Regions from separate parts of the Mus musculus genome. Here region 2 is linked to region 1. A link is a loop called in an ENCODE intact Hi-C map of the cell type or tissue named here. Cell type or tissue: heart. All regions are shown on one strand. Each heading gives the region's core, and the rest is flanking DNA. Links, peaks and the distances in the headings are about the cores only.

Region 1 (4,509 bases), core at 723-3,222:
ACCTAGGGGCGCGCGCACACCCTGCGCTTGGCAGGGTGCGGGCAAAGAGAGAGAGAGGGCACTACACCTTAGAGAAAGAGTCATGCGGCAAAATGGGTGGGTATTCTAGGTATGGTAGTTGGTAGGGGTAAATAGCCAGCGAGATACCAATCCCAGGGGAGCCAAGCAACTCAGGGCCTGCCAAAACACAGTCCGGTGCCCGGGAAATCTATGAAGGATGAAACCGACTTGCTTCGCAGTCCCAGGTGATGCAAGGAGTGGGTGGCTTGAGACTTTCAGATCGTTGGCGCTGGTTTCCGCACCCGCAGCAGGTGGGAACACCCCCCACGACTGCCTCCCCCTCCCTGCGTGCCAGAGTCCCTTTACCCTCAGCGCCCACTCCAGGTGTCGCAGTGCCACCCCGCCCCCACGCCGTGTACCTTTCTGGCGCCACGCTCTGCGAACTCCCGAGCGAGGTGGCGTCCGATGCCTCTCCCACCGCCGGTGATGAGGACTGACTCCCGCGACAAGTCCCGAAGCTTGGGGGGCAACACCATTCCCACGGCTGCTTTGGTTACCAAATAGATCATTTGCAGAGGGAACACTACCAGCGCGCCCAGCCATTTCCACACCATCCTCCGCGCGGAGGAGCGGGGTACAGGGGGAGGTGGTAGGAGGCGGTGGACAAAACTCCCCGGACAGGAATTAAAAAAAGATAGAAAGAAAACTCCCCCAAACAATAATAAACTAAATAAGGAAAAGGAGGCGTCCCACCTGGTCACTCTTGAACTGATCTCCTTTCAGATGTAAAGGACAGGGCGAGGAAAAATGGGAGGAAAAAGAAAAAAAAAAGAAAAAGAAAAAAAAGATAAACTCTGCTCTGGCGGAGAGGTAAAAAGCGTCTCAGAAGATTGGGACGGTGAGAGGGGCTGTGGAGAGTCCAAGGGGTGGGAAGTTTTAACAAGAAGTTTCTTGCCCCAACAGCCGTTTCGGCTGGGAAATTCACAGGTAATGTTTACAGACCGACAGAAGAGTTTAGGCAAGGCCAGGGACGAAAAAAAAAAAAAAAAAAAGCACCAACCACAGCGCGCACACAGCTACAGTCCGCGGTTTCAAAGTGCAAGATTAACAAAACAAACAAACAAAAAAGCTGTTTCCCAATTGTAGCGCCCCCCTCCAACTTTCTCCAGAAAAAGAAAGGGGGGAAAAAACCACACACAAAAACACCACACACAAAACCTGGGGAGTGATTGCAGCTCCCAATTTCAGTCCGCGAAAGTCTCCCGACTCATTGCTATTCTTGGGCTCAGGAAATTGCTTAAACGCGATCTGATTGCCAGCACCGTGCAGGAGAAGTGGGGGGTCCGGGTGTCAGTTTCTTCTCGTGCACAGCTCGCCCTCGCGCGCGCCCGCTCTCTCCGGTTCCCTCCTCCCTCTCTTGCAGCCCGGGCTGGGAGTTGCCGCTCGGTGTGGCTCCCTCTCTTCCCCCCTCCCCTTTAGTATTTATTGCCTTCTTTTTTGTTCTTTCCAACTTGGTCGGGCCCGTACTGTGGAGCACTCGTGGATAGGACGCCCTAGTCTGCACCGCCCTATTACTTCGTCCGCGGGGCAGCTGCGGCGTGGACCGAAAGGGCGCCCCCTCCTTTTTTTTTTTTTTTTTTTTTTTAATACCCCATTAAGTCTGATTGACAGTTAAAGTTGTTGGGAGGCTTCACTATCGTGCCTCTGAGTGGCTGCGGCGACTTCCCCTCCCCCTGCGCCGTGGCGGGGCACGCGCCTAGGCGCGCACCCGGTCTCGCTGCGTCTCGCACTCCCCTGGGACTCGCTTCTCATTTCTGCAAGCTGGAACTTGCTGCCCTAGTCCCCGAGGGCTCGCAGCCGGAACTCGAACACGCTGCAACCAACTCTGGCAAGCCAGCTTGCTGTATCAGACCTGGCTCCCAGCCTGGGCCAGGTGACCACCCCTGAGCGGCCGGGCAAACCGAGGGGAAACTCGCGCATGCCTTGATGCTATTGGGTCGCCAAGGGTTCATTTCAGGTCACTTGGTCATTCTTCTGCCTCCAGGTAGGACCAGGAGGTTATGTTTCATCATTGCCTGATTCCCATTTTCCTTCAAAGAGTGTACATCCGAAGTTGTATTAACGTGAAGTCTCTCACGTTGAGGTAGAGGGACCCCTTGGGAGGCAGGATTTTGCTTTGGGAGAAAGGGGAGCAGGGCAAAGGACCTCTAACCCCAGGTGCCAATAAAATCCCCATAAGATTAGCTGGGAGCTTATTTATTGCTTATCTGGGCTAGAATTACCTTGACTGACAGCAATTTCCTTAATAACAGAAGCCTGTAAACAACACGTCTTCAAAGCTATGCCACTGTTCAGTTCATCCAGTGTCCCCTCTCTGGGTGCCCTTACCCCGCTGACCTTTTGGGCACCCACCTTGTAACCTCTTGCCCACCCCTTGTAAGAACGTCTCCCTGTTGGGAGGGCGGGACCCAGCTATTTAGACTTGCCTGTTGCGGGAAGTCTAGGAGGTGAGTCATGAGAAGCAGGCCCAGTTAAAAGTGCTGATGAGACTTGCCACCCGCCCCCTCTGCACATCCCTGGGCGGGAGAGGGAGAGACAGCCAGGGAGCCTGCCCTATAATCTGGGGCAGCCCTTTCCAGCCCTGGACGTGTTCAGGCTGGGAGTCCTGGGCCTCAGCCCCAAAGACTGATCCAGCAGGCCCTGGGTGCACAAGGAACTAACTGTGCTTTTAATATTCCCCGCCTGGGTGTGAACAAATCCCTTTGAGAAGTGCTGATTTGGGGAGGGGGTGGAGATCACTTCCTCTTTTGCCAACTACTGTAGTTCTGGGGAGAAGTTGTCATGAGAACTCTTAGGTTTGGATGAAGGGGCAAGGAAGCCGTTCTCCTGTGTGGAGCTCCTGCGATCTGGTCTGACATTCCACCCTCCAGCTGACCTCGCCTTGGGGACTTTGTCATCCTATTTCCCAGGTTACCCAGCCAGGAAGTACAGGAGGAAGAGATTCAGTCCAGACCTAATTTCTCTTCCCATCCCACCCCACTCTGGCAAGAAGGCAGGAGAGAGGTGGAGGACAGGCTTGGCCAAGAACTGCAGTGAAGAGTCCCTGCAGGCTCCATTCTTCTTTCTAAAGGACTCTCCAAAGGGCTGGCCGTTGCCTTCCTTAGATCCCACCCCACCATGGTGGCCATTTCGTCCATCTTCCAGGTCTATAAAACAACAGGAAAGAAATGGCAGTCAGGGAGGGTCGGACTCTTGGCGCCCAGCGGTTGCTAAGGCCTATGTACAAGACACCAAGTAGGGGAGACCCCCAAAAGGCTGCATAGCTTCTGCCCTCATCTATTATCCTTGGAGACGCCTAGTGGCCAACATGGGACACTGCACCTCTAAGCTACTAGCGTTTTCAACACTGGTGGGGCTAAAGAGCTATTCTTTTTGCTTAGGCCTTTCACTCCATGTAAGGCTAAGGACTTGTAAAGATCACAGCCTCTTCTCTACCTGTTTCATAGCAAAGGTTACTAACACACGGAGATCCAGCCATTCACAGAAAGACACGTATGTGTTCATCCTGTTCAGATCAGATGCTAGACCAGCTGAGTGACCAGGAGGACCCTTGTCCATGTCCCACAGGTGTATGTTTGGGACAGAGGTGGAAAGGTACTGTGAACCCCAGTGGATCTTCACACGTGTCTTATACACACTACAATTTCCCAAATGGTCTGGGGAGGTGGGTGTTATGTGCCCTCTCAACGCAATTAAGGAAACTGGGCCCAACAGATAAGTAAGCAATTCATTCAAGGCCACACAGGCTTCTCCCTGTTGAGTCTGAGCTGGAGTCAGAGGGGAGCAACAACAACAACAACAACAACTCAAAATAAAAGAATTGCCCCCCCCCAAACAAATTAACAAAACAAACGACCAAACAAAAACCGGCTAGGCAATTCCAAAAGCAACTGTCAGATGCAAGGTCTGGCCAGATGCAATGGCCCTGTTTCTACTTGGTCTACTGTCAGGATGTGGATTTTGTGGTCCTGGTATCTGTGAGCTTAAGGCTTCCCCCAGCATCAGCTTTCCAGAGATGAGCTGTCACTGTCTTTATCCATTTCCCTCCCTACACCTCAGTTCCCAGGAAGATAGGGGTGGGGGAGCACGGGGCTAAGGCTGCACAACTAAGTAGGCTGGTTTCAATAAGAAAGTTGTAGTGTGGAATATGTGTCCCCTTTCTCTCTTGGTACTGGTCCATTCTGCTTCCTTGATGCAGGAGATACTAAGTCTAACTCTAGAGAGGAGCTTGAAAATTTTCGTCCCAGCCTTGGGCGGAGGGCCCCACACTTTTTTTATTTTTTCATCCCCCTCCTGACAACGTGAAAGGAGTCTTTGTGGGCTTGGTGGGAGAAATGAGCAGAAGTAACTTTTCCATGACTCAGCCCTGCTGGGGCTGGGCACAGCTAGGGAGGTGCAAGAAACAACTCTCCTATAGGGCCAGTTGGAACCCTGTGGCGGAGCTGCCTT
Region 2 (4,509 bases), core at 1,202-3,701, 230 kb before region 1:
TGAGCTGTATCCCCAGCTTATTAGATTTGAGGATTTTTCTCCATACACATTTGGGACCTAAAACTTGGGACCTAAAACCCTCTCTGTAGTTAAAGTATGGCAGTCACAATACCTTGCACATTGGGAGATACATGACTATTTTTTGCCACTGGAAATTTGAGATTAACTGGTTGATAATGTATATTATATATCCTTACTTTGGCTGTGCTGTGCCAAGGCAGTTAGTGACTTATTTGTGAGCATGGCCTCCTTTTTTCTCATAGAGAAATAAGCCACACTGTTGCAGACATATCTGTCCATGGCAGTCTGTCCTCTGTGCACTGTTCCCTGGATCTGTGTAAATACAAGCTGATCCGAGGCTTGCTAGAGAACAACCTGGGAGAGCCCATAGAAGACTTCATGCGGCCTTATGATCTACAGGATCCAAGGATTCACGTGAGTGAGACTGACAGCAAGTTCTTCCAAGCTTGTAGTCTCGGCTGCTGGGCACCTATGTGGATATTCCTCCAAGTATGCAAGGAGCAGAAGGGCAAAGTGGTGGGACAGCCAGTGAACTAGATTTCTTTATCTTCGAGCCATTTTCAGGTTGGCACCGTCACTCCAGGGCTGACCGGCATTTTGTTTTCACAGACTGTGCTGAGTGGAGAAGTGTACACTTGTATGTGCTTTCTCATCGATATGGTGAATGTGAGTCTGGAGCTTAAGGATCCAAAAGGAAAAGAGGGCACTGGCTCCCTAGCCAGGTAAGGCTTTGCCTAACTCTTGTAAGAACAATGTACCCCATGTACAGCTCTGGAATAGCCTCAGGTAGGTAGCACTTCAGGGCTCTGGTACACTTGGAGCTGGAGCATGGTCTCACTAACATTAAGGAGTGGGGAATGGGGCACCTTGTCCTGTGTCTATATAGTTTTGACACAGTTGTGGGCAGAGTGACACTGGTGACTGCCTCGTGGGTCAATGTTTTAAAATTGAGAGAATTCAGACAGATATAGATAGACAGACATAGAGAATATGAATGAGAACTGTTTGAAAATTGGCAGCACTGGGCTGAGCTCCCTACTTGGAAACCTCTAGAAGCAACATAGCAACTGCTTCCTTTATGGATGTGTGCTGGCTAGTTGAAATCTGTGGTGTAGAAATACAGAGTGGGATTTTGAAGCATGCATTGTATTTTTACCCTGAAAGCTATCCCTTGTCCCTAAGTGGGGTCAGCTAATGCTCTAGTTTTCTAGATAGATTGCTGTTGTTGGTTTATGTATGTATATACTTATTTTACTAGTCCAAGGTTATATGGCTGGAAAGTTGGGTCACATTTGAAAATGGGGTGTCAAGGCTAGTAAGGCCTGTCTGAAGCACTCTGACTTATCCTGATTTTCTGTTCAAAGCCTGTGTGGCCTGCACCCAGATCAGCTGAGGGGAACCATGCCTTGGTGAACCTGCATTCTTGGGGGCCAGCTACTCTCTTGATTTATTCCTTGAGTTTTTCAATGTGGAATGATTCATAATGGTACTGAGCAACTCATAATCGCTCTTTGCAACTTACTCTTTTTCCAAAAAAGACAGTGGGTTTGGATGCACTTCCGGTTGATGGGTCAGTTTCTTACTTCCTGAGTGCAAAGTAGGATGTTGCCTCCAGTGAGCTGTAGTGATCTTATACAGATGTGCCTGCTGACTCTGGAGGGAGAAGCCTCAGGCAAGCTATAATTTCACAGATGACGGTCAAAGAGACCCTGGATATCCATTGAGGATTATGATTTAACATATGGCTTTGTCAGCCTAGGATGGGACATGGGGTGGTAAATCATTAAGGATATAATAGGTTGGGTATATTATTATTCCTCATGCATTCCTGTGGATATAATCTCCTCTCTGCGATTGGAAAGGTTTCAGGCCCAGTGCCACTGACTGCATTTTGAGTGCCCTGTGAACAGTGAGTTCAGGATCTCAGATTGAATGGTACTCTGGTACACTGATGATGCCAATCTTGTTCCACACCTGAACTTCATTTCATAAGGTATGACTGTGTTTAACGTCTCCTTTGCTTTCTTCCCTTTCAGATTTGACTTTAAGAAATGTAAGCTGCTCTATGAGAGTTTTTCCAACCAGACCAAGTCCATTAACTTGGTTTCCCATTCTATGATGGCATTTGACACCCGCTATTCTGGGCAGAAGCCCAGCCATGGCATGACCAATGTGTTCAACTGTATCTTTCAGCCCTCCAAGAGCAGCAGCGCCACCCAGGGCTCCATTCAGATTGAACTGCATTTCAGGTAGTGGAGGCCGATGCCAGCTCTGCCTTCCTTTGTCTGTCTGTGTTGTCCTCCACCCTGTATCCCTCACCTCCAGATAGGTCTCACTGTGTAGCCCAGTGTAGCTTCAAGTTTACTATATAGCCCGGGGTTTCCTTCCTGACTCCACTTTCTCAGTGTTGGGATTACCCCCACATTTGGCTCCCCAACTCTGCCATTCCTTATGGTGATAGTTTCTTTCATGGCCAGTGGGCCAAGTCCCTGTGGCTTTAGAACATCAAAGAGAAACTATGAAGGTGGGCAGTCACAGGCTCACAAGCATCCTGTTAACACCCCTGCTCACTTGCACTATTATGGATTCGCCAAAAGATGTCTCTGTTGCTTTAAAAAAAAAAAAGGAAAAAGAAAAAGAAAAAAAGGAGTTTGGCATTAAGCCAGATCCTCAAAATCAACCTCCTTGTAAGCTTTAATTTGTAAAGTGGCTTGGGGAAGGAAGAAATTATGTGAGTTTAAGGAAAAAACTCAAGCCAAAAAACCTTTTGGTCTGCATGAAAGAAGGGTGGTTTTGACCTGAATGCTATTTATTCCTGTCTGGCCGAGAGGCAGAGAGCGGAGAGAAGAAGGTCTAGAATCAGACAGACCTTATCCCCAAGATAGTCTTCCTCTTCAGAGCAATGCATCCTTCTGAGCTCTGAGATTGACTCTCTTTTATGGAATGAACTAAAATTCAAACAAAAACCTATGCCTCAATCCTTGGGCATGGGTGAAAGTTGAGTCATTCTGACAAGTCACTTGGCACCTCCAGAAGCTGCTGCTGTTACTGTTGTCATAGCTTGTGTGAGATTCTTATGACTTGTAGCTATTCTTGTACTTATATGGCTGGCATTTCAGTGTGCTGCTAAGAAGTTAGCCTTTGAAGGAAAGAGGTCTTGGTGTCGCATATGCCTTTAGGAAGCCTAGCAAAAGAGACATTTTAGTCCTTGTGTACCCAACAGTGGCAATGCTAGTAGCTTTCTGCTGGTCCCTGACTTGACCAGGCACCTTACCTACTGCTAGTTGAATTCTCCCAGATCTGCAAACACGGGCAATTTCTCTCCCATTTTACACTTGAAGAGATAGACACCTGGAGAAGGTCCAAGTGACTCTTGGAAGGTTACACAGCTTAAAAGTCTAGTAGTCACAAGTTAGACCTGGCCTTTGATATCAAAACTGAGTCCCCTTAACTCTCAGACCCTCTGGCCTCTGTCAGTGGCTGAGTGTAGCCTTGGGATATGATGGGTGTGTTTGGCAGCCTCTTTGACGATGTTTCTCAGAAGGGAAGGCTTCTGTGTGTCTGGTCCTGTTGCAGAGGGATAATTTGGTATTTGCTTTATTCTTATTGATCTTGTCTTCCTAAGTAGTCAGTTCTTTGACCCTCCTCATCATGGCTTTAATATACAGGAGGCCCAAAGTATTATTCTGCATATATACTAAAGGTATATAATTTCATGCAGCCAATCAATCAGTTCTTACCTCGCTCTTGCTAACAGAAGTGCCCTTGTTAGTGAGAGGAGTGAACTGCTTCAGGAAGAATTGTTCTTCTGTTGGGATTTTGTATGTCAAATATAAATCACTTCACAGTTTAAAGGCTTGAAATATTTTCCAGAAGCAGAGTCTGACACACTTACTTTCCAGTTAACACTGAATTCTGACAGTCTCTGCTCAAAATGGGCTGGAAAAATTTTATGGAGGGCAACATTTTTTGTTCATTACAAAGGGTAGAGTGTTTCTGTGACAAGTGCAGTGTGTGAGAAGGAGCTGTGTCTTGCCATGCCCTTTAAGTAGAGGCAGCGAGCCAGGTTTAGCAGAAACGAGACTAGAGAAAGTAGCCTTAGGCACGTCCCTAAGTCAGCCTTTCCCAAACAGGCTTGGAGGTGAGTAAATGTACAGCCAGAGCCAGGGTCTTTTTCATAAGCTCAACCTTCAGACGCCATGACCTGTCACTAGCCTGTCTCTGGCTTTCCTTCCTCTGTGTGCTAGTGTGGTAATAGAGCTGGCTATTGCCCTGAGGACACTGTGGCTTCAGGCCGGGCATGGGAGACTTTCTTGGGAACATTGAAGACTATAAAACAAGTCCTTGTGCCCTGCCTTTCCCTCTGCCCCATTTCCATTCTAGGATACGTACTATCCATCTATGGCCTTCCTCTATCCTCTTCTCAGGCTAGAAGATTGGAGTCTGAGGTTAGTTGTAGCTAAAGAAGCCAAACAGCATGGCATTTGA

Evidence for each region. Hi-C counts contacts between places; a loop is a spot of excess contacts. Peaks named below come from ENCODE experiments on the same cell type or tissue, not always from the same donor. Only the 100,000 strongest peaks of a DNase experiment are listed, where the experiment ranks them.
Region 2: it touches region 1 in a loop (3-fold over the local background); 13 of 42 quality-filtered maps call a loop at or near these places.

The regions. Positions count from the first base shown.
Region 1 is chr4:144,889,620-144,894,128 of GRCm38, reverse strand. It overlaps Dhrs3 (dehydrogenase/reductase (SDR family) member 3), which reads right to left and starts at 1,052. Exons shown (of 6, transcript NM_011303.7): 1 at 420-1,052. The coding sequence starts at 614. It also overlaps a transcript of Vps13d not described here. In heart, for the core only: no CTCF peak of the experiment used is centred there; DNase peaks (open chromatin) are centred at 1,388, 1,778 and 2,648; H3K4me3 peaks cover 1,447 bases; H3K27ac peaks cover 931 bases.
Region 2 is chr4:145,124,171-145,128,679 of GRCm38, reverse strand. Vps13d (vacuolar protein sorting 13D) reads left to right here. Exons shown (of 70, transcript NM_001276465.1): 28 at 264-435; 29 at 631-743; 30 at 2,058-2,270. Among named protein-coding and RNA genes, the nearest start is that of Vps13d, 69 kb to the left of the region's middle. In heart, for the core only: a CTCF peak has its summit at 2,618; no DNase peak of the experiment used is centred there.